2 separate regions of the Homo sapiens genome follow, and region 1 is linked to region 2. A link is an interaction called in ENCODE POLR2A ChIA-PET data of the cell type or tissue named here. Cell type or tissue: GM12878. All regions are shown on one strand. Region 1 overlaps RABEP1 (rabaptin, RAB GTPase binding effector protein 1). Region 2 overlaps RABEP1 (rabaptin, RAB GTPase binding effector protein 1).

What was found. Peaks named below come from ENCODE experiments on the same cell type or tissue, not always from the same donor. Only the 100,000 strongest peaks of a DNase experiment are listed, where the experiment ranks them.
Region 1: POLR2A ChIA-PET joins it to region 2 with 5 read pairs; 6 of 35 experiments call an interaction of 5 or more read pairs at or near these places.

What each region holds. Positions count from the first base shown.
Region 1 is chr17:5,297,417-5,302,416 of GRCh38, forward strand. The region is part of intron 1 of RABEP1 (rabaptin, RAB GTPase binding effector protein 1); the gene reads left to right. Among named protein-coding and RNA genes, the nearest start is that of RABEP1, 18 kb to the left of the region's middle. RefSeq lists a silencer at 2,065-2,114. In GM12878, a CTCF peak has its summit at 5; a DNase peak (open chromatin) is centred at 2,189; H3K27ac peaks cover 1,242 bases.
Region 2 is chr17:5,370,801-5,375,800 of GRCh38, forward strand. RABEP1 (rabaptin, RAB GTPase binding effector protein 1) reads left to right here. Exons shown (of 18, transcript NM_004703.6): 13 at 2,514-2,654. Among named protein-coding and RNA genes, the nearest start is that of NUP88, 46 kb to the right of the region's middle. In GM12878, no CTCF peak of the experiment used is centred here; a DNase peak (open chromatin) is centred at 2,561.

The sequences.
Region 1 (5,000 bases), 73 kb before region 2:
TTACACCGTTTACAACTTCTGCTCATGTGACTCATGAATCTCCTCTATTAAACACCTGTAATCATGGGGAAATCCAGCTAGGCCTTGGAACCAGGCAGGTCAGTGTTTGAATCCAGCTCTGCTACTTACTAGCTGTATATCAATAGGTTAGCTTAATCTTAGAATGTTTCTGCATCTGTAACTGGGGTGATAATGCCTATTTTATGGTTTGGTTTGAAAATTTAATGAGCCAGTGTATAAAATAACTTGCCTGATACTCCATGAAGAGCTATTTGTGAATTATTTAATCCTTACTACAAAGCTAGAAGATAGTCCTATTATTAGTCCCCCTTGTTACAGATGGAGAGAAGGAACCAGCTTAGTGGGAGGGCTGGGATTCAAACCCTAGTTTAATTCCAGAGCCTGTGCTCTCAGCTGTTATGCTCTATGGCTTCTCATATAATAGTTGATAAATAGGCAATGGATACTTGATTGTTAGCTCAATTACACATTTCATTTTCTGTAGCTTTAATCAAGAGTTTCCTCCCAAGTGTTAACATCAGCGTTCTTTCCTTAAGACTTCTCTTTCCTCTTGGTTCTTGTGTTCCCTTCCTGAGACATACAGTTAATCTCCTTCATCCACATGTAGGCAGATAGCTATTTATTAAAAATTCTGTTCCCTCTCTGTGTATGACCTTGCTATTTCGGAAAAGCCCATAAATAATGCAGCCAACTTTCCTTGTAAATAAAATATAACCCTGTGTTTTTATTATTTATTTAGAAGAACTTTTCTTCTGATAAGTAACCCCCACTGTAGAGTTTATAGCTAATGTGTAGCCTTTTTATAACCCAAGTGTAGGGAGATAAGGAATTACATCTACATTTTAAAATTTTCTATGTTACAATCAAGGGAAGAGTATATATAGGGAATTTGATTCGTTTTACGGTATAATTAAATATGGTTCTAAGAGGTGTTTTTTGTTGCATTAGGCTTTTTTCTTGTAAATGATAGAAATCTTAAGACTATTCTAAACCAATTACTGTTTATATTAGAGGAACTGGTAATAACCAGAGATTATGATATTCTTTATGAATAGTTCTCCACTCTGAATTGTGTGTGTATGTGCATAATGCCTCGTTATATCTTCATATGGAGCTTCTTAAACACTTAAAAATATTAGTATGTAGAGTCACCACCTTCCATGTGTCATGATTCTTAATGTATGGCCAGTCTCACGTATAACTCCCACCTCCTCCAGGATTTTTTTTTTTTTTTTTGAGACGGAGTCTCGCTCTGTCGCCCAGGCTGGAGTGCAGTAGCGAGATCTCAGCTCACTGTAACCTCCGCCTCCCGGGTTCATGCCTTTCTCCTGCCTCAGCCTTCTGAGTAGCTGGGACTACAGGCGTCCGCCACCACGCCCGGCTAATTTTTTGTATTTTTAGTAGAGATGGGGTTTCACCGTGTTAGCCAGGATGGTCTCGATCTCCTGACCTCGTGATCCGCCCGCCTCAGCCTCTCAAAGTGCTGGGATTACAGGCGTGAGCCACTGTGCCCGGCCTCCTCCAGGATTTTAAACTAGGAATCTGTGATTTTATTTGGAAATATTTCAGTGTATGTGTAAACGTACCACAATGCTATTATAACACCTAAAACCAGTTAACAGTAACACCAAATATCCATTCTGTGTTCACATATTCCCCAGTTGTCGTGCGCACTTGTGTGTGTGTGGAGGGGGTGTGGTGGGAGGAAGTTTCAGCCTACCACACTGATACCCAAACTGTCTCATTTTTGGCCAGTGTGTGGCCTCTTTACATTGACTCCTAAATCTTTTTATATAACCTTAACAGACAAGATGTTCCAGGCTTATCTTGTACACTTCCTGCCCTGGACCTGGAATTGGTCCTTTTTCCTAAGGATCCCTAGTTCCTTTTAGTGGGGAATGTCATTTAGAGAACACAGTCTGGGTACTAGGTGTGTAGCAGGTTTTTTTTTTTTTTTTAAGCAGTTTTACTTAAATCACTATTATCACTATTATCCTTAAACAGAGAACACTGGGCATCATTTAATCTTTTATTGAGGACTTAGTATTATGGAAGTTAGTTTTGGTACTGAGCGGTAAGCTAATGAGTCCCTAGGGCCACTGAAGTGTGTTTTCAGTTAGTTTTGTTTGCCCTTATATTACGTGGTTCTGAATTCATTTTTAGTCACGGTTTTATTTTTGCCTTGTGACCCAGTCCTCTCTGCTGTCATTGGGGTTTGTTTCTCATTTACAGGGCTATTCAAGCTGCTCTCTGCACTCATTTCTTTTTCTTTTTTTCTTTTCTTTTTCTTTTTCTTTTTTTTTTTTTTTTGGAGGCAGAGTCTCTCCTTGTCGCCAGGCTGGAGTGCAATGGCGTGATCTCGGCTCACTGCAACCTCTGCCTCCTGGGTTCAAGCGATTCTCCTGCCTCAGCCTCCTGAGTAGCTGGGACTACAGGCTCCTGCCACCATGCCCGGCTAATTTTTGTATTTTTAGTAGAGATGGGGTTTCACCATGTGTGCCAGGATGCTCTTGATCTCTTGACCTCATGATCTGCCCACCTCGGCCTCCCAAAGTGCTGTGATTACAGGCATCAGCCACCGTGCCTGGCCTACACTCATTTCTAAACTGCTTTTTCTCTCTGATTGGACTCCAGGCAAAACTGAGGGTTATATTAGGAGATATGACTGGGTCTTATAGAGTATAATATGCAGTTAGATGGGAAGGAAAATCTACCCAGCTAAGCATTCAAGTGCATGAGTTTTTCATTTCTGTTAAGCTTGAAGGCTGTTACATTACATTTTGTTGCCAGGCCTCCTTAGGCTTCTCTAGACTGTGAAAGTTTCTGTGACTTTGGTTTGATGATCTTGCCAGTTTTAAGAAGTACTGGTCAGGTATTTTGCAGAATGTCCCTAAATTGGGATCTGTGTGATGTTTTTCTCATGATTAGACTGACATAGCGTCTTGGGAGGAAGAGCACATGGGTAAAGTATCGTTTTCTTTGTGTCACATCAAGGTTACATACATGGCTTATCAGTGATGTGTAGCCTTGACCACCCCTACTGAGGTAGTATTGGTCAAGTTTCTCTCTCTTTCTTGGGGTGCAAGCGGGGGGACCTTTCTATACTGTACTCTTGAGAAGGAAGTCAGTATGTGCTCCCCCATCCCCGTATGATGTTATGAAATCAGCCAGGTTGATCGTAAGCAGATTTTTCAAGTGTTTCCTACCCTCTAACTCTTGTTAATTCCTTGTAGATGTTTGTTATTATTGTTTAATCATTGCTTAGCACCCTATGAGCAGTCTTTAAGAGTATGGTAGTGGGAGTGACAGTATGTTTTGCCCAAGCTTCTTGGTTGCAAACAAAACAATTTGTCCTGTCTGGTCTAAGCAGAAAAGGTATTTTTGAGAAGATATGAAGTTGCTTACAGAGTCATTGGGAGGGCAAGGGAGAGAGATTCTAGATGATTCTCAAACTTTAGCCTGCATCTAAAAGGGCTTGTTAAGCATGTTACCGGGCCCCATCTCCAGAATTTCTGATTCCGGGAAGCCTGGGATGGGGCCTGAGAACTTCTCACAAGTTTCCAGGTGATGGTGATGTTGTGGTCCCAGAGCTACACTTGGAGAATCACTCCTTTATGCTAAACTTTAAGGAATACCCAAAAGCTGCTCTAGAACTGACCTTACAGGAAACTTGCCTCTGGTGCTGCTGGCCTATAGAAATTCACTTTAATGCTGTTGTCTCTGCTGCTTGGACTGATACCATTTCTGATTCAGGAGCTAGACCTATACCACTGGGACACGACTAAAAGTCTTACAGCAATGAGAATGGAACCTCGTTTCTTTACACTGCTCTATTCTGAATTGAAGTTGCATTTGAGTGTGTTTGATTGGAGGAGGCTGGGTCACATGCCTGCATTCTGGTTTTAAGGGAGATTGGGGATTTGTATTTGACTTCTATTTTGGGAAGCTGAAACTCATAAAATGGAAATTTCTTTAAATGTAAGAAGACTATGCAAAGGATTGATAGACAGCCATGGATATGGCAGTTGTCAACTATAGCAGTACTACTGAAAGTAACCTGTCCACAAACTGTTTTTAATGGTCTTCTAGGGCACAAGGAACCTGAACCAGAATATAAATCCATGTACTGCTTTCTTCATTGAAAAATGTCAGTAGAACTAAGCAATGTGCTTAGTGTCTTAGTTTATTTTACGTTGTGGCACAAACTCCTTATCTCATTCTTAGACCAGTAACAGTCTGCATACCAAACTTAGAGTAATAAATCAATATCAACCTCCACCAAGATTTCAGGTGATATACCAAGGGTCTCTTAGGCCTAACCAATAACTTTGTTTAAAAAAAAAAAAAATCAACCACCTGCGCCATGGTTAAAACTGCACTAGCTTCAGGTTGTAAGAGGAGCCTTGGTTTAATAGCAGTTCAAGTGGGAAGGGTTTAAGGACAGTGTTGGATTACATTAATCTTATGGGATAACAATAACAGTATGGGGTTGTGGCAAAAAAGCTAGAGTAGATTTACCATACATTGTTAAGGGTATGGTCCTCTGAAGAAAGGAGATATTTCTATTAGACTCTATGCTGGTTTTGTGTTTAGATCAGACTGTCATATTTTATGTGGAACTTTGACTAAGTTTAGTTTGAAGGGTGAGCAACTTGGATAATGAAGCATTTAGAAATCATGATTAGGAGAAATCTGGAGAAGAAAACGGTGGGTGTGAAATTTCAGATACTAGAAAATCTGCTCTCATTCTGGAGAGCAGAACCAAAATCTCTAAGGGAGCAGATTTAGGGGAATGTTACTGAAAACATTTTTTTTTTTTTTGAGATGGAGTCTTGCTCTGTTGCCCAGGCTGGAGGGCAGTTGTGCGATCTCAGCTCACTGCAGCCTTGTCCTCCCCAGTTCAAGCAATTCTCAAGCCTCAGCCTCCCGAGTAGCTGGGACTACAGGCGTCCGCCACCATGCCCAACTAATTTTTGTTT
Region 2 (5,000 bases):
ACCAACAGCAAATCTACTAAGTAAAGGCCAACATTTCTTTGTAGTTCTGCCCTTAGACTGTATCTCAGATAAGGGTTTACAGTTTAAGTACTGTGTTCAAATGTTAGTTTTTCTCTCTGTGGTTGTATTAGGAATTTGATATATAGTTAGCTCCATTTGTTTCTCTTTTTTTTTTTTTGTTTTTGAGACGGAGTCTTGCTCTGTCGCCCAGGTTGGAGTGCAGTGGCGCGATCTCGGCTCACTGCAAGCTCCGCCTCCCGGGCTCACGCCATTCTCCTGCCTCAGCCTCTGGAGTAGCTGGGACTACATGCGCCCGCCACCACGCCTGGAGAATTTTTTGTTTTTTCAGTGGAGACGGGGTTTCACCGTGTTAGCCAGGATGGTCTCGATCTCCTGACCTCGTGATCCACCCGCCTCGGCCTCCCAAAGTGCTGGGATTACAGGCGTGAGCCACTGCGCCTGGGCTGTTTCTCTTTATATTACATTTTCAGATTTGATTTTTCTTTCTTGATTTATATTTTGAATATGTAACATGGTTCATAATCAAAAGTATAAAAATAAATACTCAGCTCCATTTCCATTCCCTGTCCTTTTCACCCCATTTCCACTCACTCTTATACGTAATTATTTTAATTTATTTTTGGCTTATCCTTCTGTTTTTCTCTTTACAAAAACAAGCAAATATATACATATTCTTTTTTCCCTTCTTTCATATCCAGAAGGTGGTGGGATACTAAGATTTTGTTGTAAATGGGTGACAGTGATCATAAAGCACAGTGGATTCTAGTCTGAAGACAATAAGAGCCAGTGGGCTTTAGCCAGAGCATATGCATGGCCGTGACTGCCTGTCTTAGGCCTGTTTGTCCTTCAGAATGCAGCTCAGTCATCGCCTCCTCTGGGAAGTGTTCTTTAACCCTCTTCCCAATTTCCTGCCCCAAATTAGGTACCCCTTTGTCCTTTTATCACTGCAGTACCCAATCTCTGTCATAGCAGTTTATGGTATTGTAGAGTAGTTTTTGGTTTACTTGTCTTTCTCCTCTATTGGACCATGAGCTTCTCCAGGGCAAAGTCTTTGTCTTTTATCTCTGTATTTCCTGTGGGCAGCAAAACACGTGGCATAGAGTAGTAGCTGCACAATAAACATCGTATGAGAGCATCATCTACATGTATGTGTGCCCTTAAGGTAAGTGACTTTAGTACTACAGATTAGCAGGAGTCACGTGCTTTTGTAGAGCTTTATCTGATACTCGGATTTGGTGGATAACTTTTATATTGATACAAATAATATGAAATACCTAAAATTGTTTTACACATCAACAAGCAGAAGTGGGAGTGTGTCCCATTTTAAGAATAAGCTTCTCTGGCTGGGTGCGGTGGCTCACGCCTGTAATCCCAGTACTTTGGGAGGCTGAGGTGGGCGGATCACGAGGTCAGGAGATTGAGACCAGCCTGGCCAACATAGTGAAACCCTGCCTCTACTAAAAATACAAAAAAATGAGCTGGGCGTGGTGGTGCGTGCCTGTAGTCCCAGCTACTTGGGAGGCTGAGGCAGGAGAATCACTTGAACCGGGACTCGGGAGGTGGAGGTTGCAGTGAGCCGAGATCACACCACTGCATTCCAGCCTGGGCTACAGAGCGAGACTGTCTCAAAAGAAAAAAAAGAATAAGCTTCTCAAGTGCTCTGTGATTCCTGAGCTTAGATGCTCTTGATGACTTCCAGTATCTGGGCCTGCTGGGCCATTCACAGTGATTCCGAGCCTAAACAGAGGTATACATAATAGGAAATGAAGACACTACTCTGTTTCTCCCTCCTTTCTGTCCAGTGCACGCCATGGGGAAATGGGAGTTGTCTTAGAGTACATGCTCTGTCTGATATAGGTCTTGATGGTGTCAGCCACTTCCATTGAACTAGAGATCCTGGTCCTTCTGTAGTACAGGGATATGGAGGGAAAATATTAATTTTTTTTTTTTTTTGAGATGGAGTCTTGCTCTGTGGCCCAGGATGGGCGCAACGGTGCAATCTCGGCTCACTGCAACCTCCGCCTCCTGGGTTCAAGCGATTCTCCGGCCTCAGCCTCCCTCCCTAGTTGCTGGGATTACAGGCACCCCGCTGTACCCAGCTAACTTTCTGCATTTTAGTAGAGACAGGGTTTCACTGTTTTGCCCAGGCTGGTCTCAAACTCCTGAGCTCAGGCAATCCACCCACCTCAGCCTCCCAAAGTGTTGGGATTACAGGCGTGAGCCACCACACCCAACCAAAAGATAGAATTTTTAAGCGGTTTGTAGAAACAGTGGAGAATGAGCCTCAGATACTTGCTTCATTGCCTGTCCCTTGTTGAATATATGCTGTAAACCAGAAAATCTCTGTGCAGCTTTTTCTAAGTCTAGCAGAACTTCACCATACCCCGTCCATCCTCAGCACTCCTTTAGTTTGGACTTGTTTTTCTCTGGTGTAGCTATCACCAGACCGGATCTACCTTTCTGGCTGTGATTAGTATCTACTTCTATTTTAGGCGGTGCTGATGCAGTCACGGGAACAGGTTTCAGAAGAGCTGGTGAGGTTACAGAAAGATAATGACAGTCTCCAGGGAAAGCACAGCCTGCATGTGTCATTACAGCAAGCAGAAGACTTCATCCTCCCAGACACTACAGAGGTAACTTACTTTCCACATGATCAAAAATGTCAACAAGTACGTTTTCTGAAATGGCCGTATGTTCTTTATGTAAACAGTTTTATTCAGATATAATTCACGTGCCAATTCAACCATTTAAAATGTACCATTCAGTGGTTTTTGCTGTACTCACAGATGTGTGCAACCATCATCACAATCAATTTTAGAACATTTTCATCACCTCAAGTAGTAACTCCCTGTGACCCGACTACACCAGCTAAACACACACACACACACACACACACACACACACACACACACACACGAAAAAGTAACACTTCGCCCTTTAGCTACCATCCTTATTCCCCCTCCTCCCCTAGCCTTAAGCAACTACTAACCTTTCTGCCTCTATAGATTTCCCTATTCTGGACTTTCCTATGAATAGAATCATACGATATGTGGTCTTTTGTGTCCATGTTCTTTCACGTAGCCTTAATGTTTTGAAGATCTATGTTATTTTTGTCGGCCCAGATTGAGAGTGTGCCAGAAATTAAATGTTTGAAGGGGTTACCATGCTGGCTGCTTATGACGTTTGTTTTTGTATCTAGTACTTGAAAAGTTATAACACACTCACCATCATGCTGTCCATAAAGATGACACTTTTGTTTCTTTTTGAGACAGATAATATCTGTCACCCAGGCTGGAGTGCAATGGCATCATCTCTGCTCACTGCAACCTCCGCCTCACAGGTTTAAACGATTCTCCTGCCTCAGCCTCCCCAGTAGCTGGGATTACAAGCGCCTGCCACCATGCCCAGCTAATTTTTTGCATTTATAGTATAGATGGGGTTTCACCATGTTTGCCAGGCTGGTCTTGAGCTCCTGACCTCACGTGAGCCACCATGCCCAGCCAAAGATGGCACTTTTGGTCACTTACATTCTTCTGTGGTTGGGTAAACCTGGGCTACAAAACTGGTTTCCCAGAGACATTCATAATTCTCTCCTTAACTTTATCCAAGCTTAATTTTTAATTTTTATTTTTTGAGACACAGTTTCATTCTGTCCCCTAGGCTGGAGTGCAGTGGTGTGATCTTGGCTCACTGCAACCTCCGCCTCCTGGGTTCAAGTGATTCTCCTGCCTCAGCCTCCCGAGTAGCTGGGATTACAGGCGTGCGCCAGCACGCTGGGCTAATTTGTTTCTGTATTTTTATTTTTTTTATTATTTTTTATTTTATTTTTATTTTTTGAGATGGAGTCTTGCTCTGTCACCCAGGCTGGAGTGCAGTGGCGCAACCTAGGCTTACTGCAACCTCTGTCTCCCAGGTTCAAGTGATTCTCCTGCCTCAGCTTCCTGAGTACTGGGACAACAGGCGCGTGCCACTGTGCCTGGCAAATTTTTTAAAATATTTTTTAGTAGAGATGGGGTTTCACCACATTGGCTAGGCTGGTCTCCAACTCCTGACCTCGTGATCCGCCCGCCTTGGCCTCCCAAAGTGCGGGGATTACAGGCATCAGCCACCGCACCTGGCCTTTTTTTGTATTTTTAGTAGAGATGCGGTTTCGCCATGTTGGCCAGGCTGGTCTCGAACTCCTGATCTCAGGTGATTAGCCTGCTTCGGCCTCCCAAAGTGCTGGGATTGCAGGCATGAGACACCGTGCCTGTCCTATCCAATCTTTATACCTGTTTCTTTTTTTTTTTTTTTTTCCTTTTTAAGGAAATCTTAGTAAGTAGAAGTTTCCCCTAATTATACCCTACAGATTCAATCTCTATAATTTGGACCTCATTCTTTTTTCCTATATATGTATTAACATGACTGTTATTTTTTATGTTTATTTCATCATTTACAAAAAACCAGTTGCCTATCTTGCCATTAGCTCTTTGCTGTCTCCCACCTTTCCCCAACTTCTTATCGTCTCAGCTCATGTTACAGGCACTCTTGGCAGAGCCTTCTTTCCTTTCTGAATTGGTGACTGCTGTCATCAAAAGAAGGTATCGGGGGCAGGGTATGGTGGCTGAGGCCTGCAATCCTAGCACTTTGGGAGGCCAAGGCAGGCAGATTGCTTGAGGTCAGGAGTTCAACACCAGCCTGGACAACATGGCAAAACCCCGATGCTACTGAAACAAACAAAAAAAATTAGCCAAGGATGGTGGCACACACTTGTAGTAGTCCCAGCTACAACTACTTGGGAGGCTGAGGTGGGAGGGGTCGCCTGAGCCCAGGAGGTCAAAGCTGCAGTGAGCTGAGATCGCGCCACTGCCCTCCAGCCTGGGAGACAGAGTGAGGACCCTGTCTCAATTAAAAAAAAAAAGGTTTTGGGAACCTGTCTACTTTTGCTATCAGCTTAAAATCACTGTTTACCACCTTCCACCTGTTAGATTTTTCTCTTT